Regions from separate parts of the Homo sapiens genome. Here region 2 is linked to region 1. A link is a loop called in an ENCODE intact Hi-C map of the cell type or tissue named here. Cell type or tissue: natural killer cell. All regions are shown on one strand.

Region 1 (8,000 bases):
TTTCCAGATCCACCTCCGACCCTTAAGCCAGAGACTCAGGTGAGGTTTGCCTTACCTTTGCAGCCTAGTAGCCCTGCCTGACAACGCCCCCCGCCCCCCTTTTCTAGACCTCACTTAGGGACTGTGTTTCTGGGAATGCCATTCTTAAACTGTGTGGCTTTGCATGTGATCCATATCTCCTTCCTTTCAGCCACCAGAGAAACGGCGGAGAACAATTGAGGATTTCAACAAATTCTGCAGTTTTGTTTTGGCATATGCTGGTTACATTCCCCCTAGCAAAGAGGTAGGGGCAAGAGAATTACTGACTTGAGGCTGGTGTGGTGGGACTATAGAGTGACTGTTGTTCAAACAGAACTGTATTGCTTTATAGAAGGAGGCCCTTAGAAATTATATGTAAGACCAGGGAAGTTGGAGACTCTTAGGGCTGTGGTAGGAAAGCTGGTATGCGGGGAGTGGATGGCCGGGATAGCTAGCTTGAACAGCAGTGAAAAGGAAGGGGGATTTGGAGTCGCTGGTTGAGATTTTGGCATAGTCTTGAGGTGCTGTGAATGGAAGGTGTTTATGGATAAATTTTAGGGAGATGAAAATGGTAACAAATGAGGCTATACAGAAAAAGAGCTAAGGACATAACGGCTCCGGTCTGGGTGATACAGTGTTCCACAGGCCCTGGGCAGGGGCAGCGGTGAGGTGTCAGACTTGAGGGTAGAGGTAACACGGACTGGTCAAGAGGACATGCTGATGGGAATTGGGGTGGGGAGAAGTTTTTGGAGTACAGTGGGATTTAGTGGTTGAGGTAGGACATTTTGGGGTAAATCCAGTCACTCCTTTTCAAGCTGGGTTTGTGGAGGGGCTGAGATGACACTGGGGTTCTGCTGACCCTGGTCTCTTCCCCCTTTTAAGGAAAGTGACTGGCCAGCCTCTGGCTCCAGCTCTCCATTGCGAGGAGAGAGTGCGGCCGACAGTGATGGCTGGGACTCGGCCCCCTCAGATCTTCGAACCATCCAGACTTTTGTTAAGAAAGCAAAGTCATCCAAGAGAAGGGCAGCTCAAGCAGGTCCCACCCAGCCAGGACCCCCAAGGTCCACTTTCTCTCGTCTGCAGGCCCCCGACAGTGCTACCTTGCTTGAGAAGATGAAGCTCAAGGACTCTCTCTTTGATCTGGATGGGCCCAAAGTGGCATCTCCTTTGTCCCCCACATCCCTGACACATACCTCCCGGCCCCCTGCTGCTCTTACCCCCGTGCCCCTTTCCCAGGGGGACCTCTCCCATCCTCCTCGAAAGAAGGACCGAAAGAACCGAAAGTTGGGGCCAGGAGCTGGGGCTGGCTTTGGGGTGCTTCGGAGGCCTCGGCCAACTCCTGGGGATGGGGAAAAGAGATCTCGAATCAAGAAGAGCAAGAAGCGGAAGTTAAAAAAGGCAGAACGGGGGGATAGACTCCCACCTCCTGGGCCTCCCCAGGCACCCCCCAGTGATACAGACTCTGAAGAGGAGGAGGAAGAGGAGGAAGAGGAAGAAGAAGAAGAGATGGCAACAGTGGTAGGGGGTGAAGCCCCAGTCCCTGTGCTGCCAACACCCCCTGAGGCTCCTAGGCCCCCTGCCACAGTGCACCCTGAAGGAGTCCCTCCTGCTGACAGTGAAAGCAAGGAGGTGGGCAGCACTGAAACAAGCCAAGATGGAGATGCCAGCTCCAGTGAAGGCGAGATGCGGGTCATGGACGAGGACATCATGGTAGAATCAGGTGAGAGGTTCGGGCTGGGGCGAGGGGTTTGAGGGTGTTGTGGATCCAACAGCTCAGGCAGAATACCAAACAAACCTTTTTTTCCCCAGGTGATGACTCATGGGATCTGATCACATGTTACTGTCGAAAGCCCTTTGCAGGGCGGCCCATGATTGAGTGCAGCCTGTGTGGGACGTGGATCCACCTCTCCTGTGCTAAGATTAAGAAGACCAACGTCCCCGACTTCTTTTATTGCCAGAAATGCAAGGAACTGAGGCCAGAGGCCCGGCGGTTAGGGGGGCCTCCCAAATCTGGAGAGCCCTGATGGCACCAACTTTAGCCTGGAACTTCCAAATGACAACATGATTTGGGAACTGAGCCTCAGGGTCCTCAGCCTATCCCCTGGAGCTTGGATACTGTCTGCACTTCAAGGCAGGAATTCTCAAGGGAGACTTGTTTGAAAATGAGTGTCTCACTTTCCCACCCTATCCTTCCTCCCCACTCTGTGGACTTGAAATTGAATCCATTACGGTTGGGGATGGGAGGCTGTCTGTGTCCCGACACATAATCTCTGTCTCTTGGACCTGCCACCATCACTTTCTGGGTCAGGATTGGAATTGGGATGGAATGGGACAGTTGTCTATAAAACTCTAGTGTAAATATTAGCACTCCCCTCCCTCATCTTTTCTTCTATTTCACTCCCCATTTATTTTCTTCTACACCGGTTGTATTTTTAATTTTGGACTTCCCCTATTGGGCATGGCAGCTCAAAGGTGGAGTACTAGAGCCTGGCCAAGTGAGGAAGGAAAGCAGAAAGGTGACGATTCTCACTCACCTCTTTTGTTTTTAATAATATCGGCCGCTGTTTGTACAGACAGCCTGCGTGTTGTAAATAAAGCAGAGTGGGCTCTTTTGTGTTTATAGCCCTCACTGTCCTGCTCGGGAGGGAGGCTTTGGTGGCTGAAGACTAGCTGGAGGTGGGGCTGAAACCCACGTCTCAAAGTCCAATCTGAAGATATCACAGCACTGGGCCTTTCCCACCCCAAGACAAGTAAGCCACCTTAGAGCTTTCATTGTATTTGGCCCTCCCCACTCGAGTCTAGGAACCCCCACAGTCCCCACCTTCACTCCCTGCACGCACACTCCTGCGGGTCAGAGTTGCTTCGTGCTCCATCGTGGGTGGGGTAAAGCGGGGTGGGAGCCGATGGTCCGTTTCCTGAAGGCACAGGCCAGCTTAGCCTGGGTGCTCAGAGGACCTCGGCTGGGGTACACGTTTGGGGGCTGGGAGACCGTTGCTGAAGGCAGCGATCATGTGGCGGGGGCACTAGGCGGAGTCAGACGGTCACGTGATTGGGAGGGGATCACGTGACGGAGGGCGGCTGAGGAGCGCGGGGTGGCTGCCTTTAAGTCACGTGACATGAGGAGAGGTGGGCGGGTACCTGGAGGAAGCTCGCGGCGTCGGTGGCGGTGGCGCGCGGCGGCCGCTGAGACCGGGGCTTTGAGTCGCACCCCGCGGCCCGCCCCCCGCCGCCACCCTCGCAGATCCGTGCTTTTTCCCCTTTGCTTCTCTCCCGTACTGGGTCAGTCCTGTCCGCGCTCGCGCGTCGGTTTGCGGGTGTGCGCAGGCGCGGCAGGGGCCATTAGCCCTTTGGGTGGGCGGTGGAGCCCGGGAGCGCGCGGGCGAGACCATGGCGGGTAGCAGCACTGGGGGCGGTGGGGTTGGGGAGACGAAGGTGATTTACCACCTGGATGAGGAAGAGACTCCCTACCTGGTGAAGATCCCTGTCCCCGCCGAGCGCATCACCCTCGGCGATTTCAAGAGCGTCCTGCAGCGGCCCGCGGGCGCCAAGTACTTTTTCAAGTCTATGGATCAGGATTTCGGGTGAGCGCAAGGCCTAGATAGGACCGGCGGGGGCTTTGCTAGAGTGGATTGGGCGACATGGAGGGGCACACGTCTACTTTGGGCCACACTGGGATTTTCTGGCCTATGGTGGAGCAGATTGTACTATGCTGAGGTAGGTTGACTATCCCAGGATGGACAAGGTTATGCTTGGATAGATTGAGGCACACGGACAGACTAGGATATCCTAAACCAGATTAGACAAGATTAGGCTTTACTGGAATAGGTGGGGGCATACTGGTTTATGTTGGAGTATTCTAGTCTGTACTGAGTAAATTGATCCATTGTCTGGTTGTTTAGTACGTTCTCAGGAGTCCTGTAACGCCTGTAATCCCAGCACTTTGGGAGGCTGAGGCGGGCGGATCACGAGGTCAGGAGATCGAGGCCATCCTGGCTAACACGGTGAAACCCCATCTCTACTAACTAAAAATACAAAAAATTAGCCGGGCGTGGGGGCACGCGCCTGTAGTCCCAGCTACTTGGGTGGCTGAAGCAGGGAGAATCTCTTGAACCTGGGAGGCGGAGGTTGCAGTGAGCCGAGATCGCGCCACTGCACTCCAGCCTGGGCGACAGTGCGAGACTCCGTCTCAGAAAAAAAACAAAAAACACTTGGGCCATTATGGACTCTACTGGGTTGTATTGGTTAATCCTGGTTTCTCTTGGGGCAAGACTTGGTTTTATTGGAGCACTCGGTATAGGGGCAGACAAGGCTGTTGGGGCCTGTGCTAGCACAGGCAGCCGTATTGGGATGTTCCAATCTAGACTGGTGCAGACAGCTGCGTGTGGGGGCATTGTAGGCTGTGCTAGAATAGATTGGGCTATCCTAGGGTAATTTGGGACATTCAGGGCTATCTTGGACTAGATTGGCGTGTAAATAATGCAGAGAAAGCCCTTTTGTGTTTATGGTCTTTGGGGCTGAGCCTTCTGGGTCCTCAACCTCTGCTTTTTTTTTTTTTTTTTTTTGAGACAGTCTCGCTCTGTCGCCCAGGCTGGAGTGCAGTGGCGCATTCTCAGCTCACTGCAAGCTCTGCCTCCCGGGTCCACGCCATTCTCCTGCCTCAGCCTCCCAAGTAGCTGGGACTACAGGCGTCCGCCACCACACCCGGCTAATTTTTTGTATTTTTTAGTAGAGACGGGGTTTCACCGTTTTAGCCAGACTGGTCTCTGACTTCTGACCTCGTGATTCGCCCGCCTCAGCCTCCCAAAGTGCTGGGATTACAGGCGTGAGCCACCGCGCCCGGCCCAACCTCTGCTTTTTTGAAGGCAGGCTGGATTAAGTTGGGATAGCATGGGTTTTAGAAGAACTGAACAAACTGGACTCTAGCTAGAAAGATTGTTTGACATGGGGATGCTGATACTATCTTGGGAGTTATCTTGGCTTTAAGGCAAGGTTTTTCTAGTTGTCAGCAATGTAATCTTGGACAATTTATTTAAATTTTGTGTCTTGATCTCATCTGTGACATGGAGAAAATCACAGAATGAAATGGTTAGTTCACGTGTGTGGCACACGGGAAATTCTTGGTGAATGGTAATTGTAATTAGCATTGAGGCTGACCACTCTGTAAAGTAGGTTATGGTGATACAGAATAATTTGCCTCAGAGTGGACCAAGCTGTGCTGAGATTGTGTTATGTTGGGAAGAATCCTACATTATGCTGAGACGGGTTAGTAGTGACTGGGCTGTGTTGTCACGTTGACAGCAAATGGATTATGTTGATATATATCCTGGCTCCCATGACCATATTAGGCTAACGGGTTAATTAGACAAGGTGTCCTAATTTGGGGCTAAGGTTGTGTGTGGAAAGAGAGAGAGGAACAACTAGGGTAGAGAGTCTGATGCTTTATACGTTTATTCATTTAGTCGACAGTATTTGTTAATGCTTAAGTGTCAGTGTGTGGTGTGTGGCTAGGACATGGTGTTGACCAGAGTAAGTGTTCATGGTTTGATGTCATGGTCAAGAAGAAGGGGCAAGTCCGGTCCACCACAGGGAACCCATTGGAGAGATGACCCCAAGGCTGGGCTTTGGGATCTGTCAGGTTGAGCAGATTGCTTTGTGCAGAATTTTGTGCCCAGTGAGGCACAGGGGAATGGGAACCCCAGCTTGCCCTCTCCTTGGGAGCTTTCAGTCTAATGAGGAACTTCCATTGTTTGTTTGATCCAATGGGTGGTTTTTTTTTTTTTTTTTTTTTCTGAGGTGGAGTCTCACTCTGCCCAGGCTGGAGTGCAGCGGCGCAATCTCAGCTCACTGCAACCTTCGCCTACTGGGTTCAAGCGATTCTCCTGCTTTGGCCTCCGGAGTAGCTGGGATTATAGGTGTGCACCACCATGCCTGGCTAATTTTTATATTTTTAGTAGAGAAAGGGTTTCACCATGTTGGCCAGGCTGGTCTTGAACTCCTGACCTCAGGTAATCTGCCCACTTTGGCCTCTCAAAGTGCTGGGATTACAGGTGTGAGTCACTACGCCTGGCCTCTAATGGGTGTTTTTACTCAAGAAAGGACAGTCTTCTAGAAATGAATTAGAGAAAACTAAAGGAAAGTATAAGAGTAGAGGCTTTGATGAGGACCAAAGCCTTTTTTGGAAGGTTTTTTTTTTTTTTTTTTTTGAGCCGCCCAGGCTGGAATGCAGTGGCGCGATCTCGACTTACTGCAACCACTGTCTCCCGGGTTCAAGCGACTCTCCCATCTCAGCCTCCTGAGTAGCTGGGATTATAGACACCCACCATCATGCCCGGCTAATTTTTGTATTTTAGTAGAGATGGGGTTTCACCATGCTGGCCAGGCTGGTCTTGAACTCCTGACCTCAGGTGATCCGCCCGCCTCAGCCTCCCAAAGTGCTGGGATTACAGGTGTGAGCCACCGTGCCTGACCTTTTTGGAAGGTTTGTAAGGAACAGGGGTGGGGTTGAGAGGAGGCCACCAGCCAGTCTCATTAGATAGGTATCTCAGGCAGCCGCATCAGCGTGCGGGATTGCTTTTGAAACTGGACTAAGAGGTTTGAGTCAGACTCAAGGAAGTCTTTGGAGCAGCACTGTGCCCCTGAGGGTGCGTTAGGGAGAGGAGAAATAAGGAAAGGGGATTGAGTTTGGAGATTTCTTAGGTGTCGGAGTGAGTTCTTTCAATGTAAGAGAAGACCTGAACAGGGCAGGAGAAAGTCAACATCCTGGAGCCAGGTGAAGATTGGGAGAAAGTTTGATGGGGGTCGGGGTGGGGATGGTTGGTCCAGCTCACTGACCTCTACCTTGTCGCTTGGCAGGGTGGTGAAGGAAGAAATTTCAGATGACAACGCCCGCCTCCCCTGCTTCAACGGAAGGGTGGTATCCTGGGTAAGAGGTTCTGACACCGAGGACCAGGCCCCCTCAGCATTGCCAAGCTCCCTCAAGCCTCAGTCTGTTTCTGTATCCTCCCCAGGCCGCGCGTTAGCAGCCCTGGCTCTTTACCTCCTGTCTGTTTGGAGAGCCGGCGAGAGGCCCTCAGCCTTCTCCTTCTGGAGTCTCTAATACTTGCTAGGTTTTTTTGCTCTTCTCCAGCTCTCTGAGACCCTTTCTCATTCTTTCACTTACTGCCACCTGTCACACCCTGACTCCCAAGTGAGCCACTGTTTATCATTTGCACCCTTCTAGCTGGTGTCCTCAGATAATCCCCAACCCGAGATGGCCCCTCCAGTCCATGAGCCTCGGGCAGAACTGGCGCCTCCAGCCCCACCTTTACCTCCTTTGCCACCCGAGAGGACCAGCGGCATTGGGGACTCAAGGCCTCCATCCTTCCAGTGAGTCCTTCAGATTCTTGACTGCAGGGGAGGGAGGTGAGGAGGGAACCCAGGCCTTTGGTAGGGGACGCCTAGGATCCGGAGCCCTGTTCTCCTGATGTGGGTTGGAAACCATCTCTGCCTGTCCAGCCCTAATGTGTCCAGCAGCCATGAGAATCTGGAGCCTGAGACAGAAACCGAGTCAGTAGTGTCACTGAGGCGGGAGCGGCCTCGCAGGAGAGACAGCAGTGAGCATGGCGGTGAGGGGCAGGCCTGGGGGCCGGGAAGGGCTGGGCCAGACCCCAGCCTTGGTGGGGTGAGCAGGGGGAAGCTTGGTTCTTGAGCTTCCTGTCCATATGTAGCTGGGGGCCACAGGACTGGTGGCCCCTCAAGGCTGGAGCGCCACCTGGCCGGATACGAGAGCTCCTCTACCCTCATGACCAGCGAGCTGGAGAGTACCAGCCTGGGGGACTCGGACGAGGAGGACACCATGAGCAGGTGTGGCTCCGCACAGCTCTCCCCAGCGCACCCAGCCCCGTCTCGTCTTCCAGTCAATCCTCTTGTTCTTTCTCTTGGCCCCATGACCACTTTGGCCTACGTTTGCTCTCCTTCCCAACCTCCTGGTAGGTTCAGCAGCT
Region 2 (8,000 bases), 910 kb before region 1:
TGACCCCAATGGTGGCCTTGGTGCTCCCTAACTATCTGTTCCCAACCCCATCCAGCTATCCTTATGGGGCACTCCAGACCCCTGCTGAAGGGCCTCCCACTCCTGCCTCGCACTCCCCTTCTCCATCCTTGCCCGCCCTCGCCCCGAGTCCTCCTCACCGCCCGGACTCTCCACTGTTCAACTCGAGATGCAGCTCTCCACTCCAGCTCAATCTGCTGCAGCTGGAGGAGCTCCCCCGTGCTGAGGGGGCTGCTGTTGCAGGAGGCCCTGGGAGCAGTGCCGGGCCCCCACCTCCCAGTGCGGAGGCTGCTGAGCCAGAGGCCAGACTGGTGAGCACTGACCCCTGCGTCTGCCTGCCAGCCCCCACCCCAGCCCCGCCCCTCTGCCACCCTGTGCTGCCTGCTGTCTCTGCCAGGCTGGCGTCTCAGCCTCCAGGAGGTGGAGGGAGTCCCCAGCTGAATTTCTGAATGAGGCAGAAATTGGCTACCTCCTCTTTGAAGGGACAGTCCTGTCTGTCTGACAGGTGGTGAGGACATCTCAATAACTTCTGAGAGAGCATCTGTCACTTGGAAAGGGTCTGGCCTCACATCCCCACTCTTCGCCAGCTTTCTTCTCTCTCAGCCTGGCCCTACTGTCACGAAGTGGGGAGCAGAGACCACTGGGGTTGGATGTGCCTCTCCCCACAACCAGTAAGAGCAGTTGAAGGGAGGCCTAGGTGCTGACCCCTCCATCCCTCCTTGCCCCCCTCCCCTCCTCCAGGCGGAGGTCACTGAGTCCTCCAATCAGGACGCACTTTCCGGCTCCAGTGACCTGCTCGAACTTCTGCTGCAAGAGGACTCGCGCTCCGGCACAGGCTCCGCAGCCTCGGGCTCCTTGGGCTCTGGCTTGGGCTCTGGGTCTGGTTCAGGCTCCCATGAAGGGGGCAGCACCTCAGCCAGCATCACTCGTGAGTACCCCGCCTCCAGCATCTCCCAGGGTAGGGCAGTGATTGGGGAGCCGGGAGCCCAGGCCCCGTCTTGGCGGAGCTTCCTAAGGCCACTGGGATGGACATGTGGCCTTTGAGGGAGGCCTTGTGAGGTCCCAGGAGTGGGCATGCAGCCGGCCTGACTCCCATTGGTCTGCCCCCCACTTCACAGGCAGCAGCCAGAGCAGCCACACAAGCAAATACTTTGGCAGCATCGACTCTTCCGAGGCTGAGGCTGGGGCTGCTCGGGGCGGGGCTGAGCCTGGGGACCAGGTGATTAAGTACGTGCTCCAGGATCCCATTTGGCTGCTCATGGCCAATGCTGACCAGCGCGTCATGATGACCTACCAGGTGCCCTCCAGGTGAGGCATTTCAGAGGCCTTCTTGGCCTTCCTTTCAGAGGTAGTAGTGGGGGCAGTTTTCTTTTCTGGGGCTGGCTCTGCCCTGGATAGGATAAACGTTTCTATCTTTCTTCCTGCTCCTTGGAGCCCTGTTACTAGTTCCTCCCAGGAGGAGAGCAGGTTTCCTGGTCTTGGAAGCCTTGACCTCGCATAGCACTAGTTTAGGGGAGGAGCATGAGGTGGGAAGCTGTGGTAGAGGAAGGATGCCAGCTTCATGGGTCCTGGTCCGGGTCCTGGATCCCAGCCTCTGCCTTCTGAACCCCTTCTTGGGCAGGGACATGACCTCTGTGCTGAAGCAGGATCGGGAGCGGCTCCGAGCCATGCAGAAGCAGCAGCCTCGGTTTTCTGAGGACCAGCGGCGGGAACTGGGTGCTGTGCACTCCTGGGTCCGGAAGGGCCAACTGCCTCGGGCTCTTGATGTGATGGTGAGAGAAGCCTGGGACGGGGAGAAAAAAGAATTGAGCTCAAGTTCAAGGGGGAGAAAAAAGAATTGAGCTCAAGTTCAAGGGGGAGAAAAAAGAATTGAGCTCAAGTTCAAGGGATCGAGGCCAAGAGCTGATCTCCTTGATGTCCTTGGATCATTAATTCTGAAGAATGTTGATTCCACTAAATTTGCTGTGGATTATAGAATATTAAGCCGCGTGAGTCTTTGCAGAACTTTTCACAGCCTATCCTATGCTAATATGCATTGTGACTGTCCTGTAACGGCATCTGGGTAGAGGGCACAAGGCACTGTCCAACCTTGTTGGACCGCAGGTGCATCTGTGTGGACTGGTGCTTCTTGGGAGTACATTTCGGGAAGCACAGTGGGCTGGGGGTGGGAAGCTGCGCTGGCAGGTTAGCAGTGAGAACCCTGTCTGACTCTCTCATGTCCATTTCTCTCACCAAGGCCTGTGTGGACTGTGGGAGCAGCACCCAAGATCCTGGTCACCCTGATGACCCACTCTTCTCAGAGCTGGATGGACTGGGGCTGGAGCCCATGGAAGAGGGTGGAGGCGAGCAGGGCAGCAGCGGTGGCGGCAGTGGTGAGGGAGAGGGCTGCGAGGAGGCCCAAGGCGGGGCCAAGGCTTCAAGCTCTCAGGACTTGGCTATGGAGGAGGAGGAAGAAGGCAGGAGCTCATCCAGTCCAGCCTTACCTACAGCAGGAAACTGCACCAGCTAGACTCCATTCTGGGACCATCTCCAGGAGTCCATGAGAGGCTTTCTTCTCCTATGTCCCAATTCTCAGAACTCAGATGTGGCTAGACCAACCAGTGGGAAACTGCCCCAGCTTCTCCCACCATAGGGGGCCGGACCCCCATCACCAGCCTAGGATCCAGGGGCTGCCTCTGGCCTCTTAGGGAGCAGAGAGCAGAACTCCGCAGCCCAGCCCAGAGGAGTGTCACCTCCCACCTTTGGAGAGGAATCCTTCCCTCCCCTGGACAAAGTTGCTGACAAGCTGCTGAAGTGGCCTCTCCATATTCCAGCTGAGCCTGAATCTGACTCTTGAGGGTTGGGGCTGCACTTATTTATTGCGGGGAGACAGCTCTCTCTCCCACCTCCTCCCCAGATGGGAGGAGAGCCTGAGGCCCAAGCAGGACCCGGGGGTTCCAGCCCCTAGCTGCTCTGGAGTGGGGGAGGTTGGTGGACCATGGAGTCCCTGGTGCTGCCCCTCAGGTGGGACCCAGGCGTTCTCAGCTGTACCCTCTGCCGATGGCATTTGTGTTTTTGATATTTGTGTCTGTTACTACTTTTTTAATACAAAAAGATAAAAACGCCCAGGACTTTGTGGAATGAAGTTTGGGGTTGGGGTGAGGGGAGCATGTCAAGGGGAGATGTGGCCCTGCTTTTGGGAAGGTTGTAGTGAGGGTGTACAGGGCCATCTCCTGACGACCCCCATTCCTCTTTTCCCCCATCCTGTCCAGGTGAGGGCCCTGCTGAGCCCGCTACGTCCACGTCCAGCTCAGACTCTGCTGTCCCCTCTAGCATGGCCTCAGCTGGGTTTGCCCTGGGAAGGAGAGCTGAGAGGTGCGTGTGGCCAAGGGCTTGGGTAAGCTCCAGCCCGGGTCACGGGTGGCCAAGGCAGAGGAACCCTGCTTAACTCCGTGGTGCCCTGAGGTATTCGAGGGTGTTTGTCTTCCTTGGCTTCCTTTTTTTTATTTGAGACGGAATTTCGCTCTGTCACCCAGCTGGAGTGCAATGGTGCAATCTCGGCTCGCTGCAACGTCTGCCTCCCGGGTTCAAGCGATTCTCCTGCCTCAGCCTCCCGAGTAGCTGGGATTATAGGTGCCCACCACCGCGCCCGGCTAATTTTGTATTTTTAGTAGCGATGGGGTTTCACCATTTTTGGTCAGGCTGGTCGCGGACTCCTGACCTTAGGTGATCTGCCCGCCTTGGCCTCCCAAAGTGCTGGGATTACAGGCGTGAGCCACCGCGCCCGGCCTTCCTTGGCTTCTTGGTCACCACACAGAGAGGGCCCTTCAGCAGGTCAGTCTAGGTAGCTAAGGGACACATGGAGTCATGTGCTCACTCATGGTTGAGTTGGCCCCAAAGGTGTGGAAGAATGGAGAAGCAAAGCATTAACCCTTTGGCTCAGAACCTGAAAGGGAAGAGGCACCTTAGGAAGGGATGAGTCACTGAGGAACCACTGCAGGCAGTTTGCTGATTTTCACTTACTGTCACCCACTAAGAGTTGATTTATCTTGAGGAACACCTGTTTTACGCCGGCGCCGTGGCTTAGCTGGTTAAAGCGCCTGTCTAGTAAACAGGAGATCCTGGGTTCGAATCCCAGCGGTGCCTGAGTTAGCGGGGAGTGATATATTATTGCTGCAAGTACACTTCTCCACTTTCAAAGGGCCTTTCTAAGAAACATTTCTTCTAGACTCTCCCTAAGATTCTTCTTACATGCCAATCCGTCTTTGGACCTCCGTTTCCCTGCACTTTTAGTGTGTATTGGAAACTACAGATTCTCACTTCGGTTTCATGAAGTAGCCTGAAGTAGGCATCTCAGGGTCTGTCCTCAAGAGTATGGAAGACAGGGCTCGGATTTGGACCCGTTTTGTTTCCATCCTATGCTCAGGGAGGAGAGGGAGAATAGGAAGGCTGCCGCTCCAATGGGGCTGCTGACGTCTGCTGGAGGGAAGGCATGGTCTGCGCCACCGAGCAGAGGCGCACGAGCGCAGACGTCTCTAGGCGGCGCGGGTGGAGCCGGGCGGAGCCGGGCGGAGCCGGCTGGAGGCGGGCGTGTTGATAGGCAGCTATAGTTGCACAGGGCCGACAGCGCACGCGGCTGTGATGGCCGAGTGGTTAAGGCGTTGGACTCGAAATCCAATGGGGTCTCCCCGCGCAGGTTCGAATCCTGCTCACAGCGTCACTAGTTTTGGTATTTAGGTATCTCGGTCTCTGGAGAAGGAAAAAGCAGTTTGTTTTCTGGTTCTTTCCTTGGAGAATCTCCCGCGTTATTCTGAGAATCTCAGAGACTCGGCCGTCAGGGACCAGCCCGCGAGCGCCCTCTTGCGATTCTCATAGTCCTATCGACCTGCAAAAACTTTTTTACTGCGGATTTCAATTCCTAACGCCACCACACTCGGGTGGCTCCTTAGTGCTACTCAGCAATCGTTACTTTCCTCCAATTCATTCACTCTCATACTGCCCCATGAGACTGTTTCATTCCTACCCTCACCTCAAACTACGAATCCCTTCTCAGCTTTTACTTCCTGATTCACTGAGAAAATAAACCATTCCGGAGTTCCCCATCAACATTCACATCGCACCTACCTACCTACCTACCTAATTGAGTCGGTGACCACGTACTCTTCTTTTCCTTCATTATTGTAGAAGAATGCTTCCACCTAAAGCCAACCCCTACTTTTACTAGATTTCCCATCCCTCTGGCCATCTCAAAGACACTGCTTTTTCCTATACCATCAAAATTTCCCTCTCAGCCGGGCGTAGTGGCTCACGCCTGTAATCTCAACACTTTGGGAGGCTTGACGGGTGGATCACTTGAGGTCAGGAGTCCGAGACCAGTGAAACCCCAATCTCTACTAAAAATACAAAATTAGCCGGGCGTGGTGGCTGACGCACGCCTGTAATCCCAGCTACTCGGGAGGCTGAGGCAGCAGAAGCTCTTGAATCCGGGAGACGAAGGTCGCGCCATTGCACTCCAGCCTGGGCAACAATAGCAAAACTCCATCTCAAAAAAAAAAAAATCCCTCTCTACTTGATTTTTCTCTTCAGCCTACAGACACTAATTTCCCCCAATTTAGAAGCAAGACAACAAAAGCTATCTTGACCCCACACGCCTGTCCAGCTACCACTCAATTTCTCTACTCCCTTCTACAGCAAACAGAGCAAGTTATCCAATTCCATCTTCCCACTCTCCTTTGGACCCTTGCTAATCAGGTGTCCACCGCCCCCATCAAAGCTGCCCTTGTTAAGGTTGCCGAATGATCATCACATTGCTAAATCTATTGACCATTACTTCGTGGAAGCTGATACCGATGCTCACTCTTCCATTAGAAACACTCTTCGCTTGCCTTCTAGGACACTACGTCCTTCTGATATTCCTTCTACTTCATCAGCAGCTTATTCTCAGACTTCTTTGCTGTTCCTCACCTTCTGGATCTCTAAATGTTGGACTGTTCCCAAGGCTCAATTTTCCAACCTCTTCTCTATCTGTACCCACTACCTTGGTCATTTCCAGTTTCATGGCTTTAAATATCAGGTAATACATTAATACATCCCAGATTTTCATCTCCAGCTCCAGAACTCCCCCCTGAGTTACAGATGCTTATGTATTATTGCCCACATATCATCTACACTTGGAAAAAGCTAATACAGATCACAAACTTAAAATGTGCAAACCAAGGCCGGGCGCGGTGTCTCGTGCCTGTAATCCCAGCACTTTGGGAGGCCGAGGCGGGCGGCTCACCTGAGGTCGGGAGTTCGAGACTAGCCCAACCAACATGGAGAAACCCCGTCTCTACTAAAAACAGAAACTTAGCCGGGCGTGGTGGCACATGCCTGTAGTCCCAGCTACTCGGGAGGCTGAGGAAGGAGAATCACTTGAACCCGGGAGGCGGAGGTTGCGGTGAGCCGAGATCATGCCATTGCACTCCAGCCTGGGGAAAAAGAGTGAAACTCCGTCTCAAAAAAAAAAAAAAAAAAGTGCAAACCAAACGCCTAGGCTTCTTCCCCAAACCTCCTTCACCTGTGATCCTTTCATCTCAATAAATGGAAATTCCATTCCTTCAGTTATTTAGACTAAAAACCTTAGCGTCGTCCTTGATTGTTCTCTTTCTCTCCCACTCTACATCAAATGAGCCATTTCTATTTACAATATGTTAGGGTCAGGTGTGGTGGCTCACACGTGTAATCCCAGCGCTTTGGGTGGCCAAGGCAGGAGGATCTCTTGCGTCCAGGAGTTCAGGACCAGCCTGAGCAACATAACAAGACCCCAGTCTCTGTGAAGATTAAAAAAAAAAAAAAATTAGCTGAGCATGCTTGTTATCCCAGCTATTTGGGAGGCTGAAGAGGGAGTATCACTTGAGCCCGGGAGGTTGAGGCTGCAGTGAGCAGTGATTACACCACTGAACTCTAGCCTGGGTGATGGAATGAGACCCTGTCTCAAACAAAAAAAGAAAAAAGTCTAACATTTGACTATTTGCCATTACACCATGGTCCAAGCCACCCTCATCTCTCACCTAGATTATTGCAATACCCCCTAAGTTATTTCCTGGCTAGTTCCAGAGTCTACTTTTTTTTTTTTTTTTTTTGAACAGGGTCTTGCTCTGCCTCCAAGACTGGAGTGCAGTGGCGTGATCTGGGCTCACTGCAGCCTCCTGAGTTCAAGTGATTCTCATACCTCAGCCTCCCAAGTAGCTGGGACTACAGGTGTGCACCACCACGCCCAGCTAAATTTTGTATTTTTAGTAGAAATGGGGTTTTACCATGTTGCCCAGGCTGGTCTCGAACTCTTGACCTCAAGTGATCCATACCCCCCCACCCAGCCTCCCAAAGTGCTGGGATTACAGGTGTGAGCCACCACGCCTGGCCTCTACTCTCTTTTTTTTTTTTTTTTTTTTTTTTTTGAGACGGAGTCTGGCTCTGTCACCCAGGCTGGAGTGCAGTGGCACGATCTCGGCTCACTGCATGGCTCTGCCTCCCAGGTTCAAGCGATTCTCCTGCCTCAGCTGCCTAAGTAGCTGGGACTATAGGCGCGCACCACCATGCCCGGCTAATTTTTGTATTTTTAGTAGAGACGGGGTTTCGCCATGTTGGCCAGGATGGTCTTGATCTCTTGACCTCTTGATCCACCCGCCTCGGCCCCCCAAAGTGCTGGGATTACAGGCGTGAGCCACCGCTCCTGGCTGGCCTCTACTCTTAATATATTGGGTAGATTGATCCTTTTAAAACATAAATCAGGGACCAGGCGCGGTGGCTGACACCTGTAATCCCAGCACCTGGGAGGCCAAGGCGGGTGGATGACCAGCCTGGTCAATATGGTGAAACCCTATCTCTACCAAAAATACAAAAATTAGCCGGGCATGGTGGCGTGCACCTATAGTCCCAGCTACTCGGGAGGCTGAGGCAGACGAATCGCTTGAACCTGGGAGGCGGAGGTTGCAGTGAGCTGAGATCATGCCACTGCACTC

Evidence for each region. Hi-C counts contacts between places; a loop is a spot of excess contacts. Peaks named below come from ENCODE experiments on the same cell type or tissue, not always from the same donor. Only the 100,000 strongest peaks of a DNase experiment are listed, where the experiment ranks them.
Region 2: a loop joins it to region 1, with 7 times the contacts of the local background. A loop is called at or near these places in 3 of 110 quality-filtered maps.

Annotation. Positions count from the first base shown.
Region 1 is chr17:7,229,668-7,237,667 of GRCh38, reverse strand. DVL2 (dishevelled segment polarity protein 2) reads left to right here and starts at 3,151. Exons shown (of 15, transcript NM_004422.3): 1 at 3,151-3,599; 2 at 6,871-6,940; 3 at 7,238-7,383; 4 at 7,513-7,622; 5 at 7,725-7,860; 6 at 7,990-8,000. The coding sequence starts at 3,406. It overlaps PHF23 (PHD finger protein 23), which reads left to right. Exons shown (of 5, transcript NM_024297.3): 2 at 8-39; 3 at 191-283; 4 at 901-1,738; 5 at 1,828-2,630. The coding sequence ends at 2,042. RefSeq lists enhancers at 2,954-3,003, 6,995-8,000 and a silencer at 3,114-3,413. In natural killer cell, no CTCF peak of the experiment used is centred here; DNase peaks (open chromatin) are centred at 1,863 and 3,097; H3K4me3 peaks cover 1,272 bases; H3K27ac peaks cover 1,750 bases.
Region 2 is chr17:8,135,595-8,143,594 of GRCh38, reverse strand. It overlaps PER1 (period circadian regulator 1), which reads left to right. Exons shown (of 23, transcript NM_002616.3): 19 at 1-329; 20 at 760-946; 21 at 1,137-1,326; 22 at 1,640-1,790; 23 at 2,255-3,123. The coding sequence ends at 2,527. TRS-CGA1-1 (tRNA-Ser (anticodon CGA) 1-1) reads left to right here and starts at 4,633; the gene lies at 4,633-4,714. TRT-AGT5-1 (tRNA-Thr (anticodon AGT) 5-1) reads left to right here and starts at 4,070; the gene lies at 4,070-4,143. RefSeq lists an enhancer at 3,028-3,706 and silencers at 4,104-4,153, 4,514-4,683, 4,704-4,763. In natural killer cell, a CTCF peak has its summit at 4,822 (motif pointing left); DNase peaks (open chromatin) are centred at 3,104, 4,074, 4,594, 4,834 and 5 weaker places; H3K4me3 peaks cover 1,343 bases; H3K27ac peaks cover 1,749 bases.